Regions from separate parts of the Homo sapiens genome. Here region 2 is linked to region 1. Evidence: chromatin loops called from intact Hi-C (ENCODE). Cell type or tissue: PC-9. All regions are shown on one strand.

Region 1 (8,000 bases):
GGCTGGGGGAAGGGAAGAAGGTGAGATTCACTTAAGACGGTTCCCAGTCCCCTAAGACTATGCGGAAGCCTCAGATGAGGCATACAAGGCAATGTTTGCCCTTTCCAAGATCTGTCCCCACCTCCCTTCCTGAACCCTTTCAGAATAATAACTAGGATCAAATGACAACATGACCTGACTGGAGAAGGGGCACACAGGCCTGTGGGGGTTAACTCAAAATGTGAGAGTCTTTGAACTGTGCTTTAATGCCCCCTAAAGAAGGTGCATAGCAGAAGTCCAGTTAGTGCACTTCCTCTTAGGCACCCCAGTGCCTGCACCATGGGCTCGGAAATGGAGAAGCCTTGGTAGCAGAATTGAACCCAGCAGTGCTCGGCCCCAGCAGTGAGGGCTCCATGTCTTCAAGACTGCTCTAGCTGCTACCACTTTTAAATGTCCGACATGCCAGCAGAGGTCAGTGCTGAGCCCCCAGTTTGGTACTGTCCCTTGAGAAGACAAGTTGATTTTACCAGACCCCTTCAGGTTAGAAAGTACAGTGTGTGATCAATCATAAGCGTTGCTTTTTTTTTTTGCGATAGAGTTTCACACTTGTCGCTCAGGCTGGAGTGCAACGGCACCATCAGGGATCACTGCAACCTCCACCTCCTGGGTGCAAGTGATTCTCCTGCCTCAGCCTTCCGAGTAGCTGGGATTACAGGCTCATGCCACACCCAGCTAATTTTTGAATTTTTAGTAGAGGAGACAGGGTTTCACCATGTTGACCAGGCTGGTCTTGAACTCCTGACCTCTAGTGATCCATCCCCCTCTGCCTCCCAGAGTGCTGGGATCACAGGCATGAGCCAGCGCGCCAGGCTGTATAACACTGCTTTGATCAGGGGACTCAGTATGGCAAAAGAGAATCAGCCATAGACGTGATCACAGGACAGAGTCTTACCACTGCATTCAGAAGCTGGTGCCTGACAGAGTAGTGGGACAGCCTCTTGAGAGTGAGGCGGGGCAGCAGTTTGGACATGGCACTGCGGGGATGGAGTGCTGTCCCTCAGGATGCAGCATACAACTGAACCAATGGCTGTATTATGGTGAAGTGCCCCCAAGAGGCAGAGTATATGAATCTGGGAGCCAAGAAGTCAAATGAGTTGTGACCTTGCCCATCATGACTCTAGTGATGAACACGGGGACATTGTTTTCTCCCCATGTCTCCAACTTTAACCTCAGTGGGTCTCAACAAGGGAGATGCTTCCACTAGGGAACACAGCAAGAATCCTACTTAACTCAATCTGTGGCTGCCACCTGCCACTGCAGTTGGTCCTTGGCTGTGCTTTGTCATCATTCCCTCCTACTCATTCTAGACATCCCTCTCCCCATCAGGCACTTCTACTGGTGGCATGTATAGTGGGGGTCCTAGACTCTTATCAGGCTATGGTTCTTGGACTTGGCCATCATAGTTACAGCTGGGCATGGGAGTATTGCGAGATGTCCTAGTGGATCACCTGAGCATCAGACATGTCCCTCTCGGCCTTTGTTAAGCAGCAGCCCTACCTCCTCACCACGACTAGGACCCGTTTCTCCTTCCACTATGGTAACTGCTCTCTTTGCCTGCTGGTCTATTGACATGAGGAGAAAGGGAAAGGATTCCACGTGCCAGCTGGGATGGGGTCTGGGTAGGGGAAGGGAAGAAGGTAAGATTCAGTAAGGACCTACACAACTTCCAGATGGGACAGTCAGCAGACAGGTGGGTGTGCTGTTTACTGGCAGCTTACAGTAAAAATAAAGGGCTGGGCGCGGTGGCTCACGCCTGTAATCCCAGCACTTTGGGAGGCCGAGGCGGGAGGATCAGGAGGTCAAGAGATTGAGACCATCTTGGCCAACATGGTGAAACCCCGTCTCTACTAAAAATACAAAAATTGGCTGGGCGTGGTGGCGCATGCCTGTCGTCCCAGCTACTCGGGAGGCTGAGGCAGGAGAATCACTTGGACTCAGGAAGCGGAGGTTGCAGTGAGCTGAGATGATGCCACTGCACTCCAGCCTGGAAACAGAGCAAGACTCCATCCAAAAATAAAAAAATAATAAAATAATAAAAAAAATAAAGGTTATAAGCTAAGACTGTTTTACTGACTTGGATGGTGCTGAAAATTTTTAATTCTGAATTCACTTTGCCTCTGATTTGCAAAGTTCTGGCCATGTGAAAGACATAAAAATGAGAATAACTGTTGTACCTCAGAGCTAACAGAGGAAGAACCTGTCTGCCAGCCTTACTACAGGTCCCTCGTCGGGTACCTCAGGGTCTCCAAGGGGGCCTAGGAGCTATCCGGTATAGCACGTCATGGTTGTTTCTTTGCCAATTTTTGTGGCATTTCCTTTTGGGCCTAGATAATTTAGTTACTTTCATTATCTTTTTTTTTGTGTTATTCAAACTTATTGGGGCACTCTAGTATTTCAATGAAGAAAATAAGTTCTAGCAAACAGCCCTCTCTGGAGAGATGGTGGGTTATTTTACATATCTGACCAATTGGTTTTAACTATTTTAAGTTTCCTTTTCTGATTATTAAAGGAGTACACATGTAGAATGTCAGGAATTTAGAAAATACAGGAAAGTACAAATAAAAATACAAATCCAACATAACCAGATATAATCACCATTAATATCTTCTTGCAGACGTTGTCTATAGAAATGCATGATTTGGTCAGTTGTGGTGGCTCATGCCTGTAATCCCAACACTTTGGGAAGCCAAAGCAGGAGGATCACTTGATATCCAGGAGCTTGAGACCAGCCTGGGCAATATCGCAAGACCCCATCTCCACAAAAACTTTTGAGACGGAGTTTCACTCTTGTTGCCCAGGCTGGAGTGCAATGGCACGAACTTGGCTCACTGCAACCTCCACCTCCCAGGTTCAATTGATTCTCCTGCTTCAGTCTCCCGAGTAGCTGGGATTACAGGTGCCCACCACCACACCTCGCTAATTTTTGTGTTTTTAGTAGAGACGGCAGTTTCACCATTGTGGCCAGGCTGGTCTCAAACTCCTGACCTCAGGTGATCCGCTTGCCTCGGCCTCCCAAAGTGCTGAGATTTACAGGCATGAGCCACTGCACTGGACCTACAAAAAATTTTTTTTAAAAATTAGCTGGGCATGGTGGTGGGTGTCTGTAATCCTAGCTATTTGGCAGGCCAAGGTGAAAGGATTGCTTGAGCTCAGGAGGTTGAGGCTGCCGTAAGCCATGATTGTACCACCGCACCTCTCCTGGGCAAGAGTAAGGCCCCATTGCAAAACAAAGATATGCATGATTTTTTTTAAATGGAGCCATACTAAAATTGGGGTGACCTTATATTTTAATCTTATTGGAAATTTTCCATTAAAATTCTGATGAAATGGGCAAGGCTTTGACTGAACCAAACTAGACGTATTGGCTTGCCCTTCCCTCCTGCCACTCATCTTTGGGCTTATTCCAATCCAGAACATTTGAGGGCAGCTGGTGGCTGAGCTGGGAGGTAAAGCTAGGTTATAAAGTTTCTTTGACCTACAGCCCCTCCCTCCCCCAAGCTTCCAGCAGCTCTGAAAGTCTAAGACAGCCAGCTCAGACTGCCTTAGGAGCTGGCAGGGACTTTGACAACAGAAATGCACGGGAAAAAAAAAATGTGCCCTGAGAATGTCAACATGTGGAATCTGAAAGCAATTAATTAGATGTTCTCAAGAATGATTCACTTCCTCTTAGCCAAAGATAGGCTTGCAAATGAAATAGACGTTTCAGCTATAGACCAGCCTAAGATATCCACGTTTATACTCTGGGCCACCAAGCAAAATATTGTAACCGAGCCTAGTACCCCTGGAAACATTTTGGAACTCTCTCCTGTTGGGAGCTCTGGAGAGCTACTGGGATGGATCAGACAGAATGTGACACCATGTATTAAATCCTAGAAGACAGAGAGGGGAAATTGGTTAGCAGCACACACAACACAATGATGAAGGGCTCAAACTCAGGTCTCAAAGACCCAGCCTCAAGTGCAGCTCCATCTCTTTGGATGGATTCTATAGCCTGTCTGTGCTTAAGTTCTTTTTATCATTCATTTTACAAAATGGAGATAATACTGTACAGTCTTGCCATGAGGATTAAATGAGATGAAGCCCTTAGGCTTGCGCCTAGATCTCTGAAAGCATGGAATTGTTAGCAGTTAGTTACCCCCTGGTTCTTCCAAGTGAAAGGAAGGAAAGCCCAGGGGGTTTAGGCATTGCTTTTAAGCAGCTCACCACTTCCCACCCCCAAGTGAAAATGATATCCTTTAGTTCATGTGATAGAGATGGTCCTTAAAAAGTTGTGCATAATTGGCCAAGCGCGGTGGCTTACGCCTGTAATCCCAGCACTTTGGAAGGCCAAGGTGGGCGGATCACGTGGTCAGGAGATCGAGACCATCCTGGCCAACATGGTGAAACCCTGTCTCTACTGATATTACAAAAAAATTAGCTGGGCATGGTGGCATGCGCCTGTAGTCCCCAGCTACTCAGGAGGCTGAGGCAGGAGAATCACTTGAACCCGGGAGGCGGAGGTTGCAGTGAGCCGAGATCGTGTCACTGCACTCCAGCCTGGCAATAGAGCGAGACTCCGTCTCAAAAAAAAAAAAGAAAAAGAAAAAAAAAGTTGTGCATTGAGAAAAATCTAGTTTGAAAGACAATAAAAATAGAATTTGCCCATTTAATATCTATGGATTGAGAGCTACCGCTGAACCAGCAGGATCTACAATGGTCTCTTTGTGCCATCCACTGGACAGTAAGGGAAACACCATGATTTTGTCTTCAAAGTCTATAATTTACCAAAAATATGTATGCTGGTGAGAATAATTTCAGCTCATTACTAGGTTCACTTGTTAATAAATTTCATTCCATTTGTTTAAGCAAAATAAAAAAGCTTAGAATTCTAAGCACTAAATGTGAACACTAGATTTCCTAAACCATTCAGCTTATCTGATATGCACCAGAAAGATTGTCGACTAAGGGTTTCAAAAGAGAATACTCTCACCAGTCCTTATCTGCAGGAATTCTCATCGCCCACCTTTCCCATTCTTGTCCTTCTCCACCAATACTCCTTATGCTTATCTGATACATAGACTGAGAGTGCCCCAGAGACTCAGGGTGTATCTGCTCCAACACACCACTAGATCTTGGCTGGGACAAAAGTCGTTCCATTCATTTTCCAAGAATACAACTATCACTTAGAATTTTGCTATAATCAGCTGGGCATGGTGGCTCACGCCTGTAATCTCACACTTTGGGAGGCCAAGGCAGGTGGATCACCTGAGATCAAGAGTTCGAGACCAGCCTGACCAATATGGTGAAACCCTGTCTCTACTAAAAATACAAAAATTAGCCAGGCATAGTGGCATGTGCCTGTAGTCCCAGCTACTCTGGAGGCTGAGACAGGAGAATTGCTTGAACCCGGGAGAAGGAGGTTGCTGTGAGCCAAGATCACGCCACTGCACTCCAGCCTGGGCGACAGAGCGAGACCCCTGTCTCAAAAACAAACAAAAAAACAAAACAAAACAAAACAGTTTTGCTATAATCAGATTGAATATTTGTCAAGAGCCTGTGTGTTTGGCATGGTTTTTCTGAGGGGTGTGTGTGTGTGTGTGTTTGCTCTGTTTCTTTTTAAAGCCATTTATTATCCTTATAATGTTTCTTTCCCTGAGTGTTTATGAGGATGAGACAATGGCAGACAAACCTCCCTGAAATGTAAGTAATAATAGCACACCTGGAGTGCCCAGAGCTGTTTTGAGACCCTCTCTTTAGTATTATTGTAATTGCTATACACAATAATCATAACAGGTACTATTTGTTGAATTCCTATGATGTACCAGGCATTTTTCTTTATCAGAAGATTTGCTAATCCTCATACCAAGACTGCAAAATCGATGTTATTATCTCCATTTTAGAGATAAGGAAGCTGATGCTCAAGAGGTTAAGTGATGTATCCAAGATCACACAGCTAGTGAGTGACAGAGTGAGAATCAGGTCTGACTGCCCTCAGGTCTGACTGACTCCAGAGCACCTTCTCCTGCCATGGGGCAATGGGCCTCTCAGTTGTTCCCTCACATGCCTGTGACTGGCCAGATCCTGAGTCTGAGATTTTGGGGTCCCCTCAGTGCTGCCAGCTCCTTAGTGCCTAAGACTCTTAGGGCCTCAGAGCCCATGACCAGTGAATCCAGCAGGGGATTAAATATGCAGATGATGTAAGACAGCAAAAGTCAGCCCAGGAGGTGGGCATGATGGCTCACATCTGTAATCCCAGCACTGTGGGAGGCTGAGGTGGGCAGATCAGTTGAGCTCAGGAGTTCAAGACCAGCCTGGCCAACATGGTAAAACCCCATCTCTACCAAAAAATACAAAAATTAGCTGGGTGTGGTGGCATGTGCCTGTGGTCCCAGCTACTCAGGAGGCTGATGTGGGAGGATCAGTTCAACCCAGGAAGTCAAGGCTGCAGTGAGCCGTGATCACACAACTGCACTCCAACCTGGGTGACAAGCCAGACTCTGTCTCCAAAATAAATAAATAAAAGCCCAGGGCTGGGACTGGAAGGCCTGGGTGAGGAAGGGAACATGATCTCTAGGAGTCAGGACACCCCGGTCCTGGCCCTGACTCAGCTCCCACAGGGCCTTAAGCCAGTCCCCACAAGGCACACAGCCTGGTGGTCAATTACCATCCCTGGCGGGGCACCCTGTGAGCCGCACTTTCCTCCGCAGAGAACCAGGGGCTTTGCCTGCAGGATGCTCTCTAAGGTTTTCTGGTTCTGAGAATTCTGAGTTTCTTCCAGGAGCCCTGGGGGATACCTGGTGAATAGGTTACTGTCTCTGCTGGCAGGAACCCGGGGCCTGGAGGGAGACAGGCGAGGGCACACCCAGAGCAGCTGCAGTTTGTCTCAGGAGAGACGTGTCACCCAAGGGCTTGGATGAGACTCCCCCACCTCCGCAGCCCCCCCTCCTGCTTTGTCTCCTAGGATAGAACAAAGCATGATAGGATGAGGTGGGACAGATGAGGACTTCACACACTCTAAGGGTAAATATTGTTCCGTCCGCTTGTGTTTGAATTGTATAAATGTGTTTCTGCGTGTATGCTGTGTTAGGGGGTAAAATTTGCATCTCCCTGAGGTTGCACTCTAAGGTGTATGGAAAACCTGGCTCTAGACTAAACCAGGCCCCCCGTGGTGCTCCAGGCATCCCCACCCTCACCTGTGGCACCCGGAGCTCCTGCTGTCACTGGCCCAGGTGGGTCCTGTGTCTTTCTCTGCGTTGTCAGGGCCTGCGCTGACAGTCCCCCACAGGGAGGTGGAATCTGGGGTTGACAGCACTGGGAGGATCCTTCCTCTTTCCACGTTCAGGCAAATCCTCGCCTGGAGGCAGGGAATGGGCTAGAGGAAACAGTTGACTGTTTCAGATGACCCTGAAACAGTTGAGTCCAGGGTCTGAGAGCCCCTCTGTGCCCAGCGCTGTGCCCCCTTCCCTTCCCCGCTTCCCTGCAGGGCCCGCGAGAGCAGGGAAAGCAGCTGCCAGCTCCAGGCAGTCATTTTACCCCAGGTGCCACTTACCCTGCAGAGGGGCTGGAACCAACTAATCATTTTACCTGGAGGTACCACTTACCCTGCGGAGGGGCTAGAGCTTGTCAGGTTTTTCAGTTCCTGTGTCGCCTCCCAGCCCTGCCCACCCCAGGCTGTGGCTGCCTATGGCTGACGAAGGCTCCTGAGCCAGGCCCAACCGCCAGCCTCCCAGTGGGTGGCTCTATGGTCCCTAGCAGCCCTGGCATCATCCGGGGCACAGAGGCCATGGACCCTGGAGACACAGCCCTTCCTATTCATGCAGGGGATGGTCAAGGGCATGGCTCCCTCTGTCCCTCTATCCCTCCATCACAGAACTTTCAGCAAGACAATCATTCTTCCATTCTCACTGCTTGCTCCTGGCATAAGGGGACCCCAGGGCTGGATGACTTCTCTAAAGAGGAGTCTTGGGTTTCCTTAGATGCTC
Region 2 (8,000 bases), 64 kb after region 1:
AATTTTAACAATTTCTTCTGATTGCTATCTCCATAACTCTAAAAAATAAAAGCTTATCATGATAGTTCCTAATTGATCCATTTTAGACTTCCTGCTATAGCACATAAAGATTTGTGGTTACACAACTATTTTTGGGTAAATCAGTAAGGTATTAAGGCACACATTATTATAGTTTTATAAATATTGTCTGCTGTCAAGCCAAATCGTGTACTACAATCACAGTTTCTTTCTTGTCCAAATTTTCTTTTTCCTGGAATCTTTAATTAATTGCCACTCTGTCTTCTCTGACCTCTTCTGATACTTTTTTTCTCAGATCTCAGGTACACTGAATTGGGTTGATGGTGATCCTTGGTTCAGGACATAATTTCAGTGTTAGTTCGTACAATGACCTCACACATGTATCTTTTTAGCTATAATGACTAAGACATGGTTCTTCATTTATTTGCTCTTTTCTCCCAGTCTCTTCATTAGAGTATTCTATCAACTTCCCCTTTTACCCCAGACCCCTCCGTCTTTCCTCGGTTGAGATTTATTAGTCTCTGACCCAATCAATTACATTAAATGAATTGAGTAAGCGTTTTCTAATGGTATAAAGAAAAAACAGTCTTGATAAGTTTGTAAACTCTCACTTTTAAGCTCTCATAAATAATTTGGTCTGTTTTCTAATATTAGCTAAAAGTAATACAATAGAACCTTAGGAGTGACAAAAATGTTTTATAAAGTGGATAAAAATCATGTTTCTCAAGAGATCATCTGTAATCTGGTCACTGGTCACACAAATGTTTTTTGTTTGTTTGTTTGTTTGTTTTTGAGATGGAGTTTCGCTCTTGTTGCCCAGGCTGGAGTGCAATGGTGTGATCTCGGCTCACCGCAACCTCTGCCTCCCGGGTTCAAGCAATTCTCCTGCCTCAGCCTCCCGAGTAGCTGGGATTACAGGCATGTGCCACCACGCCCGGCTAATTTTGTATTCTTAGTAGAGATGGGGTTTCTCCATGTTGGTCAGGCTGGTCTCAAACTCACGACATCAGATGATCCGCCCGCCTCGGCCTCCCAAAGTGCTGGGATTACAGGCGTGAGCCACTGTGCCCGGCTGGTCTCTTTTATGTAAGCATATCCCACTTAGCAGGGAGTATGCCTGGAGTGACTTCTTACTCAGTTCAGGAAATAAGGATTATGATTATTGAATGTTAATTACTAAGAAAATATGGTTATTTAATCTTCTGACAGTCTTACATATTATTTGCTTACTTTATAAATTAGGAAATTGCAAGGGTAAATTACCTGCCCAAGGTCACAAAGCTAGTTAATGGTGGAGTTAAAAGTCAAGCTTTGTTTGATGCCAAAGCTCATCTTCTTTCCCCTCTAGCCTGCTTTCTGGACTGCATCACCAAACCTTACCCACTGTATTGTATTTGTTTTCTCTCTTAGTGGATGAGTGCTCGTCTGACTACACAATTGTGCTTCCTGTGATTGGGGCCATCGTGGTTGGTCTCTGCCTTATGGGTATGGGTGTCTATAAAATCCGCCTAAGGTGTCAATCATCTGGATACCAGAGAATCTAATTGTTGCCCGGGGGGAATGAAAATAATGGAATTTAGAGAACTCTTTCATCCCTTCCAGGATGGATGTTGGGAAATTCCCTCAGAGTGTGGGTCCTTCAAACAATGTAAACCACCATCTTCTATTCAAATGAAGTGAGTCATGTGTGATTTAAGTTCAGGCAGCACATCAATTTCTAAATACTTTTTGTTTATTTTATGAAAGATATAGTGAGCTGTTTATTTTCTAGTTTCCTTTAGAATATTTTAGCCACTCAAAGTCAACATTTGAGATATGTTGAATTAACATAATATATGTAAAGTAGAATAAGCCTTCAAATTATAAACCAAGGGTCAATTGTAACTAATACTACTGTGTGTGCATTGAAGATTTTATTTTACCCTTGATCTTAACAAAGCCTTTGCTTTGTTATCAAATGGACTTTCAGTGCTTTTACTATCTGTGTTTTATGGTTTCATGTAACATACATATTCCTGGTGTAGCACTTAACTCCTTTTCCACTTTAAATTTGTTTTTGTTTTTTGAGACGGAGTTTCACTCTTGTCACCCAGGCTGGAGTACAGTGGCACGATCTCGGCTTATGGCAACCTCCGCCTCCCGGGTTCAAGTGATTCTCCTGCTTCAGCTTCCCGAGTAGCTGGGATTACAGGCACACACTACCACGCCTGGCTAATTTTTGTATTTTTATTATAGACGGGGTTTCACCATGTTGGCCAGACTGGTCTTGAACTCTTGACCTCAGGTGATCCACCCACCTCAGCCTCCCAAAGTGCTGGGATTACAGGCATGAGCCATTGCGCCCGGCCTTAAATGTTTTTTTTAATCATCAAAAAGAACAACATATCTCAGGTTGTCTAAGTGTTTTTATGTAAAACCAACAAAAAGAACAAATCAGCTTATATTTTTTATCTTGATGACTCCTGCTCCAGAATCGCTAGACTAAGAATTAGGTGGCTACAGATGGTAGAACTAAACAATAAGCAAGAGACAATAATAATGGCCCTTAATTATTAACAAAGTGCCAGAGTCTAGGCTAAGCACTTTATCTATATCTCATTTCATTCTCACAACTTATAGGTGAATGAGTAAACTGAGACTTAAGGGAACTGAATCACTTAAATGTCACCTGGCTAACTGATGGCAGAGCCAGAGCTTGAATTCATGTTGGTCTGACATCAAGGTCTTTGGTCTTCTCCCTACACCAAGTTACCTACAAGAACAATGACACCACACTCTGCCTGAAGGCTCACACCTCATACCAGCATACGCTCACCTTACAGGGAAATGGGTTTATCCAGGATCATGAGACATTAGGGTAGATGAAAGGAGAGCTTTGCAGATAACAAAATAGCCTATCCTTAATAAATCCTCCACTCTCTGGAAGGAGACTGAGGGGCTTTGTAAAACATTAGTCAGTTGCTCATTTTTATGGGATTGCTTAGCTGGGCTGTAAAGATGAAGGCATCAAATAAACTCAAAGTATTTTTAAATTTTTTTGATAATAGAGAAACTTCGCTAACCAACTGTTCTTTCTTGAGTGTATAGCCCCATCTTGTGGTAACTTGCTGCTTCTGCACTTCATATCCATATTTCCTATTGTTCACTTTATTCTGTAGAGCAGCCTGCCAAGAATTTTATTTCTGCTGTTTTTTTTGCTGCTAAAGAAAGGAACTAAGTCAGGATGTTAACAGAAAAGTCCACATAACCCTAGAATTCTTAGTCAAGGAATAATTCAAGTCAGCCTAGAGACCATGTTGACTTTCCTCATGTGTTTCCTTATGACTCAGTAAGTTGGCAAGGTCCTGACTTTAGTCTTAATAAAACATTGAATTGTAGTAAAGGTTTTTGTAATAAAAACTTACTTTGGAGATTTGTGCATGTCATTTATTTTTTATGATTCATTTTTGTGCTGTATAAATTTTGTTTACAATCATCTTAGGTTTTTGCTCCGATCAATAAGTTAAATCATCTTTCTATAATTTGTTTCATTCTATTCTCCATTGCCACATTATCACTTGGTAGGAATTCCTGAGAAGATAAACCACATTAAAGTTACATATGAAATGTCTCAACTCTTAGCTTAGACTGACTGCATTACTAGTTTGCTTAAATGTCGCCACGTTTGTTCATTCATTCATTTGATCAGCATTGATAAGGATTTGCTAAATGCCAGATACTCTTGTAGGAGCTGAGATAAATAAGAGGTCCTATATTAGTTACCCATAGTGATCTGAGAGAAAGAGAGAGAGGGCTGGGAGCGGTGGCTGACACCTGTAATCCCAGCACTTTGGGAGGCCGAGGCAGTCAGGTCACGAGGTCAGGAGTTTGAGACCAACCTGGCCAATATGGTGAAACTCCGTCTCTACTAAAAGTACAAACAAATTAGCTGGGCATGGTGGTGTGCACCTGTAGTCCCAGCTACTCGGGAGGCTGAGGCAGAAGAATCGCTTGATCCCGGGAGACAGAGGTTGCAGTGAGCCGAGATCATGCCACTGCACTCCAGCCTGGGCGACAGAGCGAGACTCCATCTCAAAAAAAAAGAGAGAGAGAGAGACTGACCAAGATGAAAGCCGTCATATTTTTATAACCTAATCACAGAAGAAACATACTATCGCATGTCTGTTTATGGTTCACACAAACCATCTCTGGTACACTGTGGAAGGGGACTACACAAGGGCTCGAATATCAGATTTTAGTCCATTCTGTGCCATTATCACAGAATACCACAGATTTTTTGATAACTTACAAGCAATAGAAGTTGATTTGGTCATGGTTCTGGAGCCTGGGAAGTCCAAGATGGAAGGGCCAAATCTGATGTGCATCTTCTTGCTGCCTTGTAACATGGTAAAAGGCATCACATGGTGCGAGGACACAGAAGAGAGAGCAAGAGGGGGCCCCACACTTGTAATAATAGCATTAATCCATCCACGAGGGCAGAGCCATCATGACCCCACTGCCTCTTAAAGGTCCCGCTTCTCAACACTGTTGCATTGTAGATTAAGTTTCCAACATATGGTTTGGGGGACACCTTCCAACCACAGCGCCGGGAGAGGGAGGAACCCCTGGAGGCAGCGTGGATGCTGCCTACCTCAGGTGCCTACTGTCAAGGTGAACATTGTGGAATTCGTGGTTTACTTTTTGGAGGGAACTTCAGTAAATAAATTCCAGTATATATACTAAGATAAGTGGATTAATAGGAACATATACAAGGGATGATGAGAGCAAGGCCCTTTCCAGCCTGCTTCCAACCCTGCCCCAGGTGTAGCACCTCCTCAGGAGCACAGCCTCCCAATCCCTGGTGATGAAGGTCCATTGACCACAGGGTCTGGTGTTGACCCATTGGTCTACAGCACTGACGTCACGGCTTCACCTTCCTAAAAGAAAGTAGCCAGGATGGCTCCAGCCCCTACCCAATCTGCCCCACCTTTGTTCTTCTCACACTTTTCTTGCTTTGTAAGGTCCTAGATCCCCCCTCTGGACTCCTGTTTGGGGCTCTAAGCTTGAAGGCCAAGAAGGTCTGAGGACACAAATACATGAGCCACTCCTTCCTGACCCGGGTCTTGGTTCTCTAGGATGATTTGCTGTGAGGTTTCCCTCTGCCCACTAAGTAAAAGGAATATAAACTATAAAAAGAATGGAAGAAGAATCTCTGCCAATGAAAAAAGAGTTTCATTTTATAATACTCCAGCCCCTCGCTCATCAACAAGTCCCTTCACCCCACCTTAGTGCCTCCAAGAGATGCCAATTTTGGTCAAGTGTTGGCAGGCATAAATAAGAGATGTTTAGGCCAGGTGCCATGGCTCACACCTGTAACCCTAGCACTTTGGGAGGCTGAGGCAGTTGGATCACCTGAGGTCAGGAGTTTGAGACCAGCCTGGCCAATGTTGTGAAACCCCATCTCTGCTAAAAATATAAAAATTAGCCAGGCATGGTGGTGGGCACCTGTAATCCCAGCTGTCTGGGAGGCTGAGGCAGGAGAATCATTTGAACCTGGGAGGTGAGGTTGCAGTGAGCCAAGATCGTAGGACTGCCCTCCAGCCTGGGCAACAGAGTGAGACTCTGTCTCAAAAAAAAAAAAAAAAAAAAAAAAAAAAAGAGATGTTTTATTTTGTTTTTAACTTAACTAGTTTTATATTAAGACCAAGATTGACTAAAGATAAAATTGTGAAATAAATTCTGTTATCAAAATTATAAAATCTCTTTTGCTTTCCAGATATTCCCTCATGCTGTCCTGGCAAACTTTCTTCTTAAGTGCTCATGTATTCTTCTAACTTCCTCATACCTCCACCAGCCCCACCACCCCACCCCAACATGCTTTGGCTGACCCCAACAATGTTATTCACTCACTCAATTCCATTTTTTTTTTAAACGGAGTCTCACTCTGTCACCCAGGCTGGAGTACAACGGCACAATCTCGGCTCACTGCAACCTCTGTCTCCTGGGTTCAAGCAATTCTCCTGCCTCAGCCTCCTGAGTAGCTGGGATTACAGGTGTGCACCACCATGGCCAGCTAATTTTTGTATTTTTAGTAGAGACGGGGTTTCACCATGTTGGCCAGGGTAGTCTCAAACTCCTGACCTCAGGTGATCCACCCTCCTCAGCCTCCCAAAGTGCTGGGATTACAGGGTCGAGCCACCGTGCACAGCCATTTTTTAAATTTTTTATTTTATTTTATTTTATTTTGAGACAGGGTCTCGCTCTGTCACCCAGGCTGGAATGCAGTGGTGTGATCACGGCTTACAGTAGCTTCAACTTCCCAGGCTCCAGCGATCCTCCCACCTCAGCCTCGAAGGTAGCTGGGACTACAGGTGCGTGCTATCACACCCAGCTAATTTTTAATTTTTTTTTTTGTAGATACGTGGTCTTGCTATGTTGCGCCAGCTGGTCTAAATTTCTGGGCTCAAATGATCCACTCACCTCTGCCTCCCAAAATGCTGGGATTACAGGCATGAAGCACCAATCCTGGCTCATTATCATGTGTTAGTAACCCATTGTGGAGTCGTCTTTTATCCCTCCCAAGGCCACGTGCATTTTGTCAAAAGACATTACCTTAATCCAAAGGCATAAAGCTTCGACTAAGTGCAATGGCTCACACCTGTAATCCCAGCACTTTGGGAGGCCAAGGGAAGCAGATCATTTGAGGCCAGGAGTTCGAGATCAGCCTGGCCAATATGGCAAAACCCCATCTCCACTAAAAATACAAAAATTGGCTGGGCATGGTGACACGCACCTGTAGTCCCATCTATTCGGGAGTCTGGGGCATGAGAATTGCTTGAACCCAGGGAGCGGAGGTTACAGTGAGTTGAGATAGCGCCACTGCACTCCAGCCTGGGTGACAGAGTGAGACTCTGTCTCAACATCGACAACAAAACAAAGGCATAAAGTTTTATGTGTGAGGTTTTAGGCCTGAGCACAAGATTAGCAAGAGGAATCTTTCAAGGCAGCAGGATCTCCTGGCCTCCATCTATTCTCACCACCTGCCAGGAGTCCCTACCCACACTTCCTGTTAAGATAGCTCTGATTATAAGCTTGTTCTATACTCACCTGCCTCTGTAGCTTCACTAGCTATTGGATGGACACTTTTAATTGGACAGTTTTAAAAGACATTACCGGCTGGGCGCGGTGGCTCACACCTGTAATCCCAGCACTTTTGGAGGCGGAGGCGGGTGGATCGCAAGGTCAAGAGATCGAGACTATCCTGGCCAACATGGGGAAACCCCGTCTCTACTAAAAATAAAAAAATTAGCTGGGTGTGGTGGTGCACACCTGTAGTCCCAGCTACTCGGGAGGCTGGGGCAGGAAAATCTCTTGAAACCAGGAGGCGGAGGTTGCAGTGAGCCAAGATAGTGCCACTGCACTCCAGCCTGACAACAGAGTGAGACTGTCTCAAAAAAAAAAAGTCAGCCAGGCATGGTGGTGCACACCTGTAATCCCAGCTACTCAGTAGGCTGAGGCAGGAGAATTGCTTGAACCTGGCAGGCGGAGGTTGCAGTGAGGCAAGATAGTGCCACTGCACTCCAGCCTGGGTGACAGAGCGAGACTCCATCTCAAAAAAAAAGAGAGAGAGCTATTGCCACGTTTGCCCCAAAGCCACAAGCATCTTCCACAGGCAGCTCCCAGACAATGACTGAGCATGCAGGGATACTAAGGTGAAACCATTCCCGGGACACATTGTCCTCATCTGACAGCTGACTTTGGCTTGAGAACTTCTCAACTGCCAGAACTTCCCCAGACTGCACGGCAGAAATGCTTCTGCCCAGTGCTCTTTCCCTTTCTCCTTCATGCAAGTTCAAGCTGGCATCATGGTCTGAAAACTCTCCAGCACCTTGGCTCCCTCACCATTTTCTCCCACAGACTTTTCACCTGATAAAGTCTGGCATGGTTAATCCCATCTTGGCATCTTTTTCTTTAAAGTCCCAGACTAACGTAAGTGGTGCTGA

What was found. Hi-C counts contacts between places; a loop is a spot of excess contacts. Peaks named below come from ENCODE experiments on the same cell type or tissue, not always from the same donor. Only the 100,000 strongest peaks of a DNase experiment are listed, where the experiment ranks them.
Region 2: a loop joins it to region 1, with 6 times the contacts of the local background. A loop is called at or near these places in 69 of 110 quality-filtered maps.

Annotation. Positions count from the first base shown.
Region 1 is chr3:183,181,537-183,189,536 of GRCh38, reverse strand. The region is part of intron 27 of MCF2L2 (MCF.2 cell line derived transforming sequence-like 2); the gene reads left to right. Among named protein-coding and RNA genes, the nearest start is that of LAMP3, 23 kb to the right of the region's middle. In PC-9, CTCF peaks have their summits at 168, 420 (motif pointing right) and 4,755 (motif pointing left); DNase peaks (open chromatin) are centred at 3,636 and 4,746; H3K27ac peaks cover 1,210 bases.
Region 2 is chr3:183,117,643-183,125,642 of GRCh38, reverse strand. LAMP3 (lysosomal associated membrane protein 3) reads left to right here. Exons shown (of 6, transcript NM_014398.4): 6 at 1,429-3,428. The coding sequence ends at 1,562. Among named protein-coding and RNA genes, the nearest start is that of MCCC1, 22 kb to the right of the region's middle. In PC-9, CTCF peaks have their summits at 2,904 and 3,111 (motif pointing left); DNase peaks (open chromatin) are centred at 1,652 and 3,222.